3 separate regions of the Mus musculus genome follow, and all the other regions are linked to region 3. The links are chromatin loops, found by intact Hi-C in ENCODE. Cell type or tissue: heart. All regions are shown on one strand.

Region 1 (5,000 bases), 210 kb after region 3:
GCAACTAAAGCAGATACTACATTTCCAATGTCCCCAGGTCTGGCATAGAAAACCCCAGCACTTTACTGCAGCTAATGTTAAGTGTTGGAAGAACAGAACAAAGCTCCTTTGCCTGTTCATTTGTCCTAAACTACACAGCCAACACAGGATTACAATGATCTTATCTCAGGCCTATCTGGCAGGCAAAAATAAAATAAGGTCAGGAGTCAAAAATTAGGTGAGGCCAGGTGTGCTGGTACAGATGCAAAACTGGGGAGGCCCAAGGGTCCTGACTGTGAGTTCTAGGCCAGCCTGGGAGACAGAGTGGATCCTGTCCCAAACAGAAACATGCCCCCTCCAAAAAGAAAGAATTCAGAGAGAACTGGCAATTAGTTGGGACTGTCATTTAATGACCATGTGACAGAACAGCGAACTAATGTTTCAAAGCCCCAAATTTTTCTCAGCATGGTTGTCAAGTCTCTGACAACCACTTCCCTCACAAAGCTGTCTGTATTTCCTATAATCTGTTCTTTTTCTTTGAGACAGAGTCTCTCTATGAACTCATTCTGTAAACTCAGAGGGCCTGGAACTCCGCAATCAGACTGCTTCTGTCTCCTGAGTGCTGGGATTAAAGATGCTCACCACCACTCCGACATCTTTTCTATTATCATCGATACAAAAAACCACACCTGCTCTCCCTTGGCCTATCAAGATAAAACAATTCCAACACTTTCTAAAGAAAAATAAGTAAAGCTCCCAGGGGCAAAGAGATGGCTCGGCAGTCAAGAGCATTGACTGCTCTTGTAGAGGACCAAGGTTCAATTCCCAGCACCTACACAGCAGCTCATAACTGTCTACAACTCCATGGTCGGGAGATCTGACACCATCACCAACTCCATGGTCGGGAGATCTGACACCATCACCTAGACACACACACACACACACACACACACACACACACACACACACACGCGCGCGCGCGCAAAACAGCAATGTACATAAAATAAAAATAAATCATTAAAAAAAAGTAAGTGTCCCTAAATAACTAAGGCTGACTGAGATTTTCTTACCCTAGCCTCCTTGTCCTGGCCTTACAAGTACACCACCTGCCCCCTTCCAAGATTCATTCGGATACCCTCCTCTAACCAACACCAAATGGGTAACCTTCTCACCCATGCACCAAAGGCCCAAATTTCTGCCAGGCAATCCCATTACAGTGTTAGCCTTGTTGATTTTAAGGAAACAGCAGTTTAACCTGCTGGGGCCAATTCTCACCTCAACACTCAGAGAACTGGCCTGGGAGCTGAGGTTGGCACTAGTGAGTGCAAGTGGTCCCCCAAACATCTGGGCCAAGTCCAGCATGAAGGCATGGTCAGGAATCCGGATGCCAACAAGCTGGGAAGCAAGAAAAGAGAACGTGAGGAAGACATCGAGGGCTTGCAAGCGTCTGATTTAGATCGCAGGAAAAGGGAAAACTCTTGACTCACACGAGTAAAGGGGTTCAGGTCTTTGTTGAGCTCCTCGGAGCGCTCCATCACCAGGGTCACAGGGCCTGGGAACAGGTCTTCCAGGAGCTCCCTAGGTACTCTCACCTGACAGTACCTGCAGGCAAAGGAGCACAAATCCTCTCCAAATCACCCTGATGGACCTTTCCTGGGGACTTAAGGCAGATGCTGGAGAGGGGTCCCCTTCGCGTGTATAATGAACGAGATCTACCTGACTCTCTACTCCCTCTTCCTCGGAGTTCTGGCAGAAGACAGACTCCACAGAGTACCCTGGGCTTTAAGTCTATCCGCCTGTCTTGGGGGACAAAACCACAGCGCCGTGGCACGTGGATACAATCTCAATCCGTTTAATCATCTGGAAGGCGTTACCCCGAAACGGGCCTCCCCTCCGCCCATCACAAGGGCACCGGGAGAAGAGTGCCATGCTCGCCTAACTCAGCTTCTCGACCGACTGTCTAGAGCGGATCTTGGCGAGCCGTCAGCGCTCCCGACCAATCTCCAGTTCCGGATTCCTCCTCGGGGAGCAAGGACAAGCCCCTCCCGCGCTCGGCGGACGCCGCGGTCTCCCGAGGCTGTCACCGGAAACCCCTCCCGCGGGGCCGCCCCCAGCGGGGCCGCCTCACCTGTAGACGTCGGCCACGCGGCCCAGGCACACGGCCAGCGGCTTGGCCTCGCTGCGGCCTTTGAGGCGGTACACGCAACTCAGGGCCGCCGAGCTGCTCGCCGAGCAGGCCAGGCCGTAGAGCGTGTCGGTCGGGACCGCCACCACGGCGCCGGCGCGCAGCTCGGCCACGGCGGCCCGCAGCGCCTCGGTCCAGCCGGAGCGCTCGGGGCTCGCGGCTTCCACGGGCTCGCTCTCCGGAAGCCGCAGCAGCCGGGCCCCCGGCAGCGCCGGAGCGGGCTCAGGAGGGCGTAGGAGGCGGCAGCCGCGGCCAGAACTAGCCGGCCCGTCGCTCAACCCCATGCCGGCCGCCACGGCGGCCCTCAGCCCCGCGCACGGACGCGCCGTAGACATCCGTGCCGAGCCGCTTCCGGGAGGAAGTGACGCACGGACGCAACTTCCGGCCCGCGAGGCTCGGCCCCGCCTCCGCTCCCGGCCGCTTAAAGGGACCGCGACCCCCAGGCGACTTGAAGGAGAACGGTGGGGACGGGGCGGGGCTCGGCTTAGCGGACTCCTCGCGCGGCGCGGGGGGCGGACTGCGGAGGGGTGGTGAGCGGGTGGCACGGGCGGCGATGGAGTGGGGTCCCGGCGCAGGCTGGTCACGGGGGTGAGAGCGGGCCGGCGGGGCGGTGGGTTGGGGCCGCGACCTCGCGCCGCCTAGCGCCGGGCCCTGACGCCGTCTCTCTCCCGGGCAGGGAGGCTGCCGGCGTGGACCGTGGGAAGGCGGGGTTGGGGCTCGGCGGGAGGCCACCCCCGCAGCCGCCCCGAGATGAACGCGCCCAGCAGCTGCTGGACGCCGTGGAGCAGCGGCAGCGGCAGCTTCTGGACACCATCGCCGCCTGTGAGGAGATGCTGCGGCAGCTGGGCCGCCGGCGCCCAGAACCGGCTGGTGGCGGGGTCAGTGCCCAGTGCCCTCTCCGGGCTGGACCTGGGGAGGTGGGCGCTTCCCACTCACTGCACTGGTCTAGCTCGCGCTCCCCACCCCCACCCCGCTCCAAAGGAGGCAGGTGGAAGAGCATCCCCACCGCTTAACTTCCTTTGATCTGAGCGAGGTTTTGAAAAAGCATGGTACTGTCGAGATGCCAAGTGGCCTTATTCTTGTGGGGCCTAACTTAAGGCCTTTCCTCCGGGCTCATCCCCCCTCCCCCCTTTTCTGTTCCAACTAGAACGGTTCAGCCAAGTCTGGAGCGCCGCCCCAGCCATCTGTATCGGCCAGAGGTGGCCTTCCAAAGGATGCTGGCGATGGAGCCTCGGAGTCTTGATCATACCCTAGCCGGGCACCCTGACTTCTGTCCCTTTCCAGGGCCAGTGGCTGGACTGTGACCAACTCCCTTCACTAAAAGGGGCCAGTCTTCACGGGCAGTTGCTGGTACTTGGCCCTCAGCCTGGGATGGCAACTCTACTAGCAGCTGGGTTCACTCCCACGTCGTCCTGGCTGAAGGCAGTACTGTGCTTTGAAATGGAGCCAACAAACATCCAGTCTTGAGTACTCGGATTCAGGAAGCCAGCAGTGCTGGCCAGAGTGGTCTGGCCTGCTTTGGGGGTTCCAGGTGGTATTACATGTTCATTTCATGCTTTGGGGGCTCTCAGCCCCACAAAACACTTGAGCAGAGTCTTGATTAAAAGGAAATCTGCAGACCCTGGTGACTGACCTTTCTTTTCTGTCCCTCCAAGACTTGATGGCTGGGAGTGGGAAGAGAGTGTCAACCAGGGACAGGGATGGGAAGTAATGCCACATGTACTACCAGATTTAAATAAGCATTTAATTAAGATTTCATTAGTATTTAATATTGCTTTTTCAATTCCAAAAAGTTAAATTTTCACTTCATAGCAGATATTTTAAAGTACAATATTAAGTTTATACAAAATGAGCAATTAAGCAAACACTATTATTTCACATTCTTCAAAAATACAAATTCGTATTTATTCTTTTTAGGGGTTGGAGGTTTCTTCCTTTGGAAGTACTGAACCTGTAACGTTTTCATATCGCTCAGTGGAAGTCCGTTGTTCCCATGTTTTACATTTAAAATAAACTTGGTACTTTTACATAATTCAAATAAAACTATTTGGGACTTAAAAACTTGTCACCAAGACCACTGGCCAATGATTAGTTTGTGTTAGAAAAGAGTTTGTGGCCTTTTCTGGCTAGATCTGAGCCAGGCAACCAGAAAAGCCCGTTTTCCAGCCACCTTCCCCAAACTGCAACAGGGAATTCCCAGGAAAAGGGACTAGCTACCTGGGACTCCAACCTCAGTGACATTTTCTCCAAAGCACAACCAAAGATGCAGGCTGTTGACTCACACAGCCCTTGGGAAGCCTGAGAACACCCGCGGCAAGGGCGGGCAAGCCCCTGACTTGGCACCTCGAGGGACACGGGGATACTACAATAAACACCCCAGATTTTGGTGGAAAAAAGTTTTATGAAAACATTACCTGTTTAAAAAAAAAAAAAGTAGAAATTGCATTGAATTGAGAAAGTGACATGACATTATCACCTATTTTTGTCCCAGTGAGCCACCACCAAGGAGCAGTGTATGGTTTTTACACGCCAGTTCTAGAAAAAGGTTGTACTATAATATAATTTGACAGATCCAATTAAACTTGCATTTTCAACGCAGACTGAGAAGCCCTCAAGCCGCCAGAACAGTGAGAGATGCCTGGGCTAATGACCAACCTCCCCAAGAGCAGGGGCATAAGAAACAAGATCCAAGAATATGCAAGAAACAGACCAATCAGAAATATGTATGATCCAGTTTTATGGCTCATCCCCTTCTGCCTCAGAGGAGAGATGGACAATTTCCCATCTGTGTCACAGCACAACCACTTGCAAACTTCATCTGTGAAAATCTTGCACT
Region 2 (5,000 bases), 340 kb after region 3:
TCTTGCACTAGAGAGGCAGAGGCAGGCCATCTCTGAATTCGAGGCCAACCTGATCTATAGAGTGAGTTCCAGGGCTATACAGAGACACCTTGTCACATCAAAACAAACAACAAAACAAAAAAATGGGGCTGGAGAGATAGCTCAATGGTTAGGAGCAATGAGTGGCCTTCATTAGGACCTGGGATCAATTCTTAGCACCCACATGGCAGTTCACAACTGTCTGTAACTCCACTCAGAGATCTGACATCCTCAAACACAGATACATGTAGGCAAAACACCAATGCAGATACAAATAAACAAATTAAAAAAAAAAAAAAAGATGTTAACTCACCATACAATTAAAAAAATAAAAGGTCTGGCATTTATTTAACTCAGAGAACTACTGAGAGCTGAGATTAAATGTATACTCCACCACAATCAGCCTTTATTTATTTGTTTTTAGAGACACGACGTTCTAGGACCTAGAGAAGTGGCTCAGCATTTAGAAATACTGGCTGCTCTTGCACAGCACCTGAGTTTGAGTCCCAGTCCCTACACGGTAGCTCAAAACCATTTGTAACTCCAGTCGGAGTGGATCCAATTCCCTCTCCTGGCTTCCTGAGGCCATCACACACACACACACACACACACACACACACACACACACACGGTATACAAACATATATGCAGGCAAATTACCCACACAGACAAAATAAAAACAGATTGAAAAACAAAACAAAACAAAAAAAACCAAGCCATAGGTCCTAGCTCTATAGCTGAGAATGGCCTGAAGCCCCAGGAAGAAACAGTAACCATTACTTACTTTGTGCCTCTTCACTTGGATTCTCTCGAGCCTTCAGCAGCTCCTCAAATTCCACTGACATTGGCACACAGATCTGAGGGAAGGAGAAGAGTTCAGGTGGGCCTGGCGATGTCTCAGGCACACACAGGCCTGGGCTTCTAAGACTTGCTTTGGCTTTGACCTTGAGTGTACAGAGCTGCCTACTTAGTGTTCTCCACTTCCCTTGCTGCATAGCCGGGCAGACATTGATTGGCACAAAACACAGCATGCTAAGGAAGGGCTCCTTTGGAGGAGGCAGTCCAAGAGATATTTTACGAAAAAGCTGGCATTGGACATGAATCCTGAAGGGGTAACGACCTCTGCAAGTGAACAGAGCACCACTGTGTTGGTAGATTTCAGGGCAGAGCTAGGTGCACAGTATATTGAGTAGGAGACATTCTTGTGAAGCAGCCCTAGTGCTTCACCGTGTTCTCTTACTGCAGAGGGATGCCAAGAGGATGTCACTTAACATGCAGTGAAGTGGCACGTTCTTTCTTGGAGTGACATCTACATGGCATAGCTCCATTTCCTTTGCATCTTTCCCTTTTGTTAACGGCCAGGTCTAAGGACACTAAGTTGGGAGGCCTTACCTCATTTGGGTGCTTCCGATGGAATTCCTTTATCTGCTTGAGTCTGTTATAGAATTCAGCGAACTCGTTGGGTCCTGAGATAGCATTGAGCTCCTCCTTCCGCAGTCTGCAAGATATCAACAAACCCGAAGAGCATAAAGCACACAGCCCATGGTCTCACCAGGGCTCCTCAAAAGCACTAATTGTTAGAAGGGATGTGACCGTCACTTACCCGTCCTTATCATCATACAAATCCCTCAGGTTCCCACTGACCTCCATGTACCTCTGAAACAGAAGCGCAAAGCCATCAGAATGAAGCAAATTTGTACCACAGGGCTAAGTAAACAAGAAAGGATGTCTTGGCAAAACCCAAGGAAAACTCATGAGATACATGGTCTTCAAAGTTCCACCACTTTTAAGAGACAGCTTGATCCCGAGGTGGTTGCATACACTTTTAATCCCAGCACTTGGGAGGCAGAGATAGGACATCTGATTAGGTACCCTAGAGGGGCTTGTCTAAGAACTCAGGGGTAGAAATCACGCAGGGCCACTCAACCTTCCCAGCCTGCACTTTTCCCGCCCAGCCCGACCCCAGGGGAAGCGGACGGCGGCGCACTCACATCTTGCATGGCCCGAGTGCGGTGATCGGAATTGATCTGGTCCCGAAGCTGCAGAAAGGCAAACGGTAACACATACGTTGTTACTTTGAGTTTAGCAGTTGGAAAGAGCACCCGAGGGGTGATGCGCTTATTGGTTTAGGTCCCAGGGGCTGAAGCAGGAAGATTGAGGGGCCCTCGGAGGACGTTAACGAGGCCAGAGTGCCGAGCCAGCTTAGGAGGAGGGTGAGGATGGGGCGCAGAGAAGCTCCGAGGCCAAATACAGCGCGAGGGCTCGGCAAAGGACCCAGGCCCGCCTCCTGATGCGGCCCGGACCACGGCTCACTCACCGTGGACTTCTTCGTAAGCATCTCTTTGGCCATAACATCCATAAGCCGTTCCTTCTCCTCATGATAGCGCCGTTGCTGCTCTAAAATTGTCTCCATTTTCCCTTGGCCACGGCGTTTCAAGGCGGACCACTAACACTGCCGGAAACACCGCCTGCCGCCTTTCAGCCAGCGTCTCAGCGCGCAGCATCCGGCTGCACCAAAGTTCCGCGTGTCCCGGAAGTGTCTTGGGGGACTCAAGAAAAAAGGAACACCACGAAGAGAGCAAGCGGGTGCTATCCGCGACCGTGGCTACGCTTCCCCCTGCTGGCTGGGGGTCTGAAGGAGCGCTGCCTCCGCGTTGAAAGCTGGCTGTCTCTAAGAAGCCTGCAAGAATCCTGTAGGCTGAGGTTGAGAGACAGCTGGCTTGCCCGGGGCTTGCTGCAGAAAGCTGGGCCGGCAGGGACACACTAGCAGGAACGGATAAGTTGAAGGATACAGAACGGAAAGGGGAACTGGAAGCAGCAGTAGTTTTCAGTGTGTGACCTCTGGTGATGTTTTCCCCTTGTCTGGACTTTAGTGTGTTTGTCAGTAAAGTGGAGATGGTGGTGGGTTTGTTCTTAATAAAACTCATACATATTTGAACACAACCTTTGTTTATTGGCAGAGGAGTCTTTAAGAAAAACGTGGTACACTCAAGCAATGATATGCTTGCTGTTCAGCACAGGTTAACTTCTGATTCTCTGTAATTCTTTTTTTTTTAAAAGATTTATTTATTTATTATATGTAAAGTACACTGTAGCTGTCTTCAGACACACCAGAAGAGGGCATCGGATCTCATTACGGGTGGTTGTGAGCCACCATGTGGTTGCTGGGATTTGAACTTCCGACCTTCAGAAGAGCAGTCGGGTGCTCTTACCCACTGAGCCATCTCACCAGCCCCAATTCCATGTAATTCTTTATTTTTCTGCTTTTCGCCTACCACTTGCTGGAATTACAGGTATGAGCCACCACACCTAGCCACTGTATGGCTTAGAAAATGAAATCTAGACTGCCTTTCCTTAAAAGAGGAGGAAGAGGAAGAAGCAGAGGCAGAAGAGGCAGAAGGTGGAGGCAAACAGATCTTTGTGAGTTCTAGGCCAGTTTGGTCTACATAGTGAGTTCCAGGACAGCCAGGGCTGCATAGAGATCCAGTCTCATGAAACCAAACCAAACGAAACATAAACAAACAAACAAACAAACAAACAGAGTAGGGGCAGAGAGTGAATCAGTATAGAGAGCTGGGATTACAAGTGTGTGACAGTGCATGCACCAGGAAAGAGGCATCGGCGCAATGCAAAGTGGCTCACACCCGTGATCCTAGCGCTTAGGAGATGGAGGCAAGAGGAGAACAAGTTCAAGTTCAGCCTGAGCTATGTGATAAGACTCTATCTCAAAACAACAAACAAACAAAACACATACAAACATACACATACACACATACATATATACATACACATACAATACATACACACACATTCACACACACATACACACACATACATATATACACACACATGCACACATACATATACACATATATACACACACACATATATATATACACACACATACACACACATACATATATACACACACATATTCACACACACATTCACACACACATATACACACATACACACACATACATATATACACACACACATATATACACACACATTCACACAAACATACATACACATACACTTACACACACACACACACACACACACACACTCCAAGGCACTGGGTTTCAGCATCAACACAAGGGACTCTGGCCAGGTGGTCGTGGTGCACGCCTTTAATCCCAGCAGTGAGTTCCAGGACAGCCAGGGATATACAGAGAAACCCTGTCTCAAAAAACCAAAAAACAAAAAAGAAAAGAAAAAAGAAAAGGGACTCTACTCCATTCCTACTCTAGGCAGAGAAGGGAAAACACCGACCCTGTGTTCCTGTTATTCACAATTCACAAAATCTCTATATAACCCAAGGGCCCATTAGTTGGGACTGGAGAGCTGGCTCAGCAGTGAGGAGCGTTTGCTGCTCTTCCAGAGGATCTGAATCCAGTTCCCAGCATGCAAGTCGGTGGCTCACAGCCACTTGTATCTCCAGATCCAAGGGATGAACAGCCCCGCCCTCACCCCACGCTGCTCACGCTATCCACTTTTACATACATACACACCCAATGCATGGGTGAATGGATAACCATGTTGTCAGACAATACTGTTCAGCAGTGAGGGAATGCTATACGGACCCATGAGAGCATCATACTCCATAAAGAAGGAAGGGACTGGTGTAATGGCTTAGTGGCTAAGAATATCTGGTTCTCAGCACTCACATGTCACCTTACCATGATCCATGACTCCAGTTCCTGGGGACCTGATGCCTTCTTCTGACCTCCATAGGAACCAAGCATCACATGGTGCACATCCATATACACAGGTAAAACAGTCACACACATAAACATAAGTCTTTAAGAAAAACAAAATAGGGCTGGAGAGATGGCTCAGCAGGTAAGAGCACTTGACAGCTCTTCCAAAGGCCCTAAGTTCAAATCCCAGCAACCACATGGTGGCTCACAACCATCCATAATGAGATCTGATGCCCTCCTCTGGTGTGTCTGAAGACAGCTACAGTGTACTTACATATA
Region 3 (5,000 bases):
GTTTCTTTTTTTGTGCACAACTACTTAATAACAACCAACAGCAAACAACCAACAACCCACCTTCACCCCCGAATCTTGGGGCCCTAGTATGTATGAAAAGTTCCCAGAATTCCAAATATCACACGGTTACAGAAACTACCTGCAGCTGACAAACCCACGCCTCTGCTAGAGCATGAGGCAAATCATAGTCAGCTGGTGAACAACTTGAAGCAGCCTCATACCCCACACCTGGAATTAGATCGAAAACATCTTCTTATAAAATGTCTGTGTTTTTTTTTAAAGAAACCAAAATCTTTACTAAACACACACACAACAACAACAACAACAACAACAGAGTCTATGGATTTGAAACACTGGGGGGAGGTGTACATGGGAGACGTTGGAGGAAGGAAAATGATATAATTTTTATAAACCTCAAAAATAAAATATATTTTCACACCATTTTTTTTGAGACAGGGTTTCTCTGTGTAGCCCTGGCTGTCCTGGAACTCACTCTGTAGACCAGGCTAGCTTCGAACTCAGAAATCTGCCTGCCTCTGCCTCCCGAGTGCTGGGATTAAAGGTATGCATCACCACTGCCTGGCCATTTATTTTATTCTTAGTGTGTGTGTGTGTGTGTGTGTGTGTGTGTATGCACACATGCTCTGTGTATGCAGATGCCTGTGGAGGACAGAAGAGGGCATTGGATACCCTAGAGCTGGAGTTACAGGCAATTGTGAACTACCATAGACATGGATGCTAGGAACCAAACTCTGGTCCTCTGGAAAACTAGCCAGTGCTCTTAAACATGGAGCTAGCTCTCCAGTCCAATGAGCTAATATTTTAATCAGAAAATTAATAATGACCTCTATGTCTATCCAATAATACTCAGTCCACACTCCAGAAAAATGCTGCTGCTGTTTGTAGTTGGACGGCATGAGAATTGAAGATGTTCCCACTGCGTACCGATGTCTGTATGAGAATTGAAGATGTTCCCACTGCCTACCGATGTCTGCCCTAATGCTATGGGCTCCCAACTGCAAACTCTCCCAATCTCTCAGGCAGCTTCAGCTCCAGCAAGGTGGCTTTAGCCTGCTCAGTATGAGTGTGGTTTGCCCTCCAATTTGAAGACTTATAAAGGGGGAGAAGCAAGTTCTTGACCCTGCTGTTCTTAGTCCCAAACAAGCCAACAGCAGCCCCCACCCCCAACCTCCCAGACAGGGTTTCTCTGTGTAGCCCTGGCTGTCCTGGAACTCACTCTGTAGACCAGGCTGGCCTAGAACTCAGAGATCTGTCTGCCTCTGCCTCCAGAGTGCTGGGATTAAAGGTGTGCGCCACCACTCCCGGACTTAACAGCAGTACTATTCAACACCACCATTCGAGAATACCAGTTCGTCCTCTATCTACTTTGTGCCTGAACATGGAAGCAAGGGGACCAATTTATCACAAACAAACCTGAGGTTCTTGTCTCCCTCTCCATGCCAAGCTCGCTGACGTGCTTTTTCTAAGAGGAGTGGTTGTGTGGCCTGTTCTCTGGGTCACAGAAAGCACCGTCTCATAGTGCCTTCCTGTAAAGCATATATTTGGTTTTTGTGTGTGCTGTATGCTTGAACATGTGTGCACAAGTGTGGAGACCAGAAGTCAATGTCAGGCCTCTTTCTCTATCATTCTCTATTTCTTCTTTTGAGACACACACAGAAAAAAAACAAAAACAAAAACAAAAAAACCTTATACGTGTGGATGTTTTTTTTAACCTATGTATGACATCTGTGCAGTTTTGAGGAGACCCAAATGCGTATTGAATACTGAGGAACTGAAGTCACAGACGGTTGTTAGCTGCCAACCATGGATTTTCTGGAAAAGCAGTCACTAATCTTAACTGCTGAGTCATCTCTCCAGCCCCTCTACCTTATTTTTTGAGACAGGGTCTTTCACTGAACCTGGAGCTCACTGATTTAGCAAGACTAGCTGATGAGCAAGCTCTAGGGAACTTTGTCTCCACCTCCCCAGGGCTATGGTTACATCCGCGTGCCACTGCACCTGCCTTTTTACATGGGTGTAGGGTGTCCTACCTTCACCAGCTGTCATTGCCACAGACCCACGCCTCTGAGAACATATCCCAAGTCCTTCCCAAGCAAAGGTGACTTGCTACAGACAAAGTGCATGCCCTCTCACCAATGACTTTTATCTCCCTGTGTGCATGTTGGAAGACGAACTGATCCGGGAGGTCACCATCAACTGCGCAGAGAGAGGGCTGCTGTTGCTGCGTGTCCGGGACGAGATCCACATGACCATCGCTGCCTACCAGACTCTGTATGAGAGCAGCGTGGCATTTGGCATGAGGAAGGCACTGCAGGCCGAACAGGGGAAGTCAGACATGGAGAGGAAAGTGAGTGGGATGACGGTGTTTCCATGGCTCCCAGATGCTTCTGTAAATCTCAAGGCCTGCAGTTGTCCTTGTAACCCTGAATTCTGGCCCTGAGGGTGTCCTCCACACTAATACTGCAAGGCCCCAGTGAGGAGTGGTCTTGTCTAAGGACACTCCATGTCAGTCACTGACTTCCCACTGGGTGGCAGTGCACACCCTGGCATTGCCTTAGGTCGGACTGTCCTGTCCCAAGTTACCTCGCCCAGCCTCTGACAATGCTCATCCACTTGGGGATGTCCCAGGATGATGGCCATTCTATCTTCAGATTACAGAATTGGAGACAGAAAAGAGGGACTTGGAGAGGCAAGTGAATGAACAGAAGGCGAAATGCGAGGCCACCGAGAAGCGGGAGAGTGAGAGGCGACAGGTGGAGGAGAAGAAGCACAACGAGGAGATCCAGTTCCTGAAACGGACCAACCAGCAACTGAAGGTAAAAGGGGCCCAGGGCCAGGCTCCGCCTACGGGGCCAGACCTAGAGTGTTTCCCACCGGTGACTTGCTTGAAGTAGTGGAGATTCAATGTCGTAGAGAACATTAGGCAGATATGATCCTCCTAAACTCCATCTCCAGCCCTCCTTTTGCCTTTTCTTGTTTAGATTTTTGGAGATAGGGTCTCATGTAGCTTACATTCTTACTTCTTAGCCTCTGGGATTACAGCCAAGCGCCATCTTCCCCCCCCCCACCCCCACCCCCCTTCACTTTTCTTTTAAAGAGTTTTTAGGCTTTTTTTTTTTTAATCTATGCAAATGTTTTGCCTGCTGCTCATACGCTATGCTTGTTGTATCCCCTGGAACTGCTGGATGGTTGTAAGCTACCTCGTGGGTGCTAGGAAACAAACCCAGATCTTCTGCAAGAGCCATGGGTACTCTTACCTGCTGAGCCATCTTTCCAACCCTCCTTTTTTTCTTTTTTTTTTATTACGTATTTTCTTCAATTACATTTCCAATGCTATCCCAAAAGTCTCTCCCCCCACCCCCCACCAGCCCTCCTTTTAGTTTTCAGTTGGAAACAGGACCCAAGTGTCCCTGGCTTTCCTTGAATTCACTCTAACTCAGGGAGGCCTTGAACTTGAAATTCTGCTTCTGCCATTCCAGTAGTGGTGATTACAAGTCTGTGCCCGTGGCTTTTAAATGTTGGCCCACTTGTACTGCCAAGGAGTAAGGGAGGCTGACCAGGGTAGGGTGTGGCTCCTTTTCTACATTCTTTATGCCTTTAGTTGTGAAGGAGGCCTATTCTCAACAATAAAAAGTACCTCAGCCTGCCTCTCCACTGTGATGCCGTCTCGTGCCTGCCAATCTCTATTTTCCTCCGGGGAAAAAGATATCATAACCAGAGAGGATGCAATAGTGTCTGTCCCCTCAAGCTGGTCATGGGAGTCCTCTCGGCAGGCTCCAACAGGAATGTTACCCACCACCCCTCCCCCCAACCCCGGCATCTTGATGCACTGTGGCAGCAGAGAAGGCTTTTGAGAGGAGGTGTGTGGGGGAAGCTCCCTAGGTGAATGACAGAGGAACCCAGCTATAGGTGGTTTTCCTCAGCCCAACTGAGGTCCTGGGAGAGGACCAGATGGGAAAGAGAAGGGATTACAGGCTGCAGAGGCTGAGCCCTGGACAAGTACCACTGCTTATCACAGGGCAACTCCACCCCCCCCCCCCCGCCCCCCGCCCCTTTGAGACAGGGTTTCTCTGTGTAGCCCTGGCTGTCCTGGAACTGTAGACCAGGCTGACCCTGAACTCAAAAGATCCATCTGCCTCTGCCTCCCAACTGATAGGATTAAAAGCTACAGGACAATGCTTATAAACAAGTATTGGCCACCCCAGATATGCTGAGCAGAAGCTACAGGGCTTGTGCCCTATAGTGCAGCTTAACAAGGCTTGTTGAGGGTTGAGCTTCACTTTCTAAATATGGTACCTCCCTCTTCCCTTCCTCACTTAAAGCCAAAGTTCCTGAGCTCGAGATAAGGAAGGCTTTGCATGAGCCATTAGCAGTGGAGAGATTTCGATAGTTGCTGAAGAGTCTATCAGAAGCAAAGCTAGAGACTTCCCCAGGCAATGGAAACCGTTGACTCACTCAGCAGATTCCAAAGCTGGTTTCTTAGTTCCAACAAGAGTAAAGCTGAATACTTTAGCATCCTTCTAACATCCAAAGGCAGCCCTGGAATCCCCAGGGCAAAGGGTTCTTTACAAGCAAGTTCTTTTATTGGCTCAAAGCTGCACTACAAAGAAAACAGTGTTTTCAGTCGCCAGGATAGACCTTAAGGGTCTGTCCGCGCAGGATAGACCTTAAGGGTGTGTGTATCACCATGTAAATCACCGTGCTGGCAGCTAGAGGAAGAGAGTAAATAACCCCCCAGTCTCCTAGCTTTCTCTACTGACTGGTAGCAATTTCCTCTAATTGACTGTCAAGTTGTCACAGTGGCTGATAATTTGCTGTTTTCTAAGACTTCTGGTTCCAGCAGAGCTCCATGTACTAACCCAGAGAGCCAAATGTTTAACTTAGTGGACATACTCAGGCTTAAAGTAGGAGCTATGGAAAACCACTATTTCAACAACTTCTATTCCATTTCCCTTTCTGGGCTATAATACACTGAGTTA

What was found. Hi-C counts contacts between places; a loop is a spot of excess contacts. Peaks named below come from ENCODE experiments on the same cell type or tissue, not always from the same donor. Only the 100,000 strongest peaks of a DNase experiment are listed, where the experiment ranks them.
Region 1: a loop joins it to region 3, with 2.1 times the contacts of the local background. A loop is called at or near these places in 7 of 42 quality-filtered maps.
Region 2: a loop joins it to region 3, with 2.3 times the contacts of the local background. A loop is called at or near these places in 8 of 42 quality-filtered maps.

Annotation. Positions count from the first base shown.
Region 1 is chr4:124,848,274-124,853,273 of GRCm38, reverse strand. Mtf1 (metal response element binding transcription factor 1) reads right to left here. Exons shown (of 11, transcript NM_008636.4): 11 at 3,474-5,000. It overlaps 1110065P20Rik (RIKEN cDNA 1110065P20 gene), which reads left to right and starts at 2,710. Exons shown (of 3, transcript NM_001347196.1): 1 at 2,710-2,752; 2 at 2,841-3,042; 3 at 3,312-3,789. The coding sequence starts at 2,718. The coding sequence ends at 3,407. Yrdc (yrdC domain containing (E.coli)) reads right to left here and starts at 2,515. Exons shown (of 5, transcript NM_153566.2): 1 at 2,108-2,515; 2 at 1,467-1,581; 3 at 1,255-1,374. The coding sequence starts at 2,499. In heart, a CTCF peak has its summit at 2,827; DNase peaks (open chromatin) are centred at 1,983, 2,523 and 3,423; H3K4me3 peaks cover 2,771 bases; H3K27ac peaks cover 2,406 bases.
Region 2 is chr4:124,712,326-124,717,325 of GRCm38, reverse strand. Sf3a3 (splicing factor 3a, subunit 3) reads right to left here and starts at 2,465. Exons shown (of 17, transcript NM_029157.3): 1 at 2,336-2,465; 2 at 2,010-2,057; 3 at 1,622-1,674; 4 at 1,411-1,516; 5 at 803-875. The coding sequence starts at 2,431. In heart, a CTCF peak has its summit at 2,648 (motif pointing left); a DNase peak (open chromatin) is centred at 2,555; H3K4me3 peaks cover 1,656 bases; H3K27ac peaks cover 1,309 bases.
Region 3 is chr4:125,056,825-125,061,824 of GRCm38, reverse strand. Dnali1 (dynein, axonemal, light intermediate polypeptide 1) reads left to right here. Exons shown (of 6, transcript NM_175223.4): 4 at 2,190-2,368; 5 at 2,673-2,837. Among named protein-coding and RNA genes, the nearest start is that of Dnali1, 6.3 kb to the left of the region's middle. In heart, a CTCF peak has its summit at 2,552 (motif pointing right); a DNase peak (open chromatin) is centred at 2,574; H3K4me3 peaks cover 585 bases; H3K27ac peaks cover 955 bases.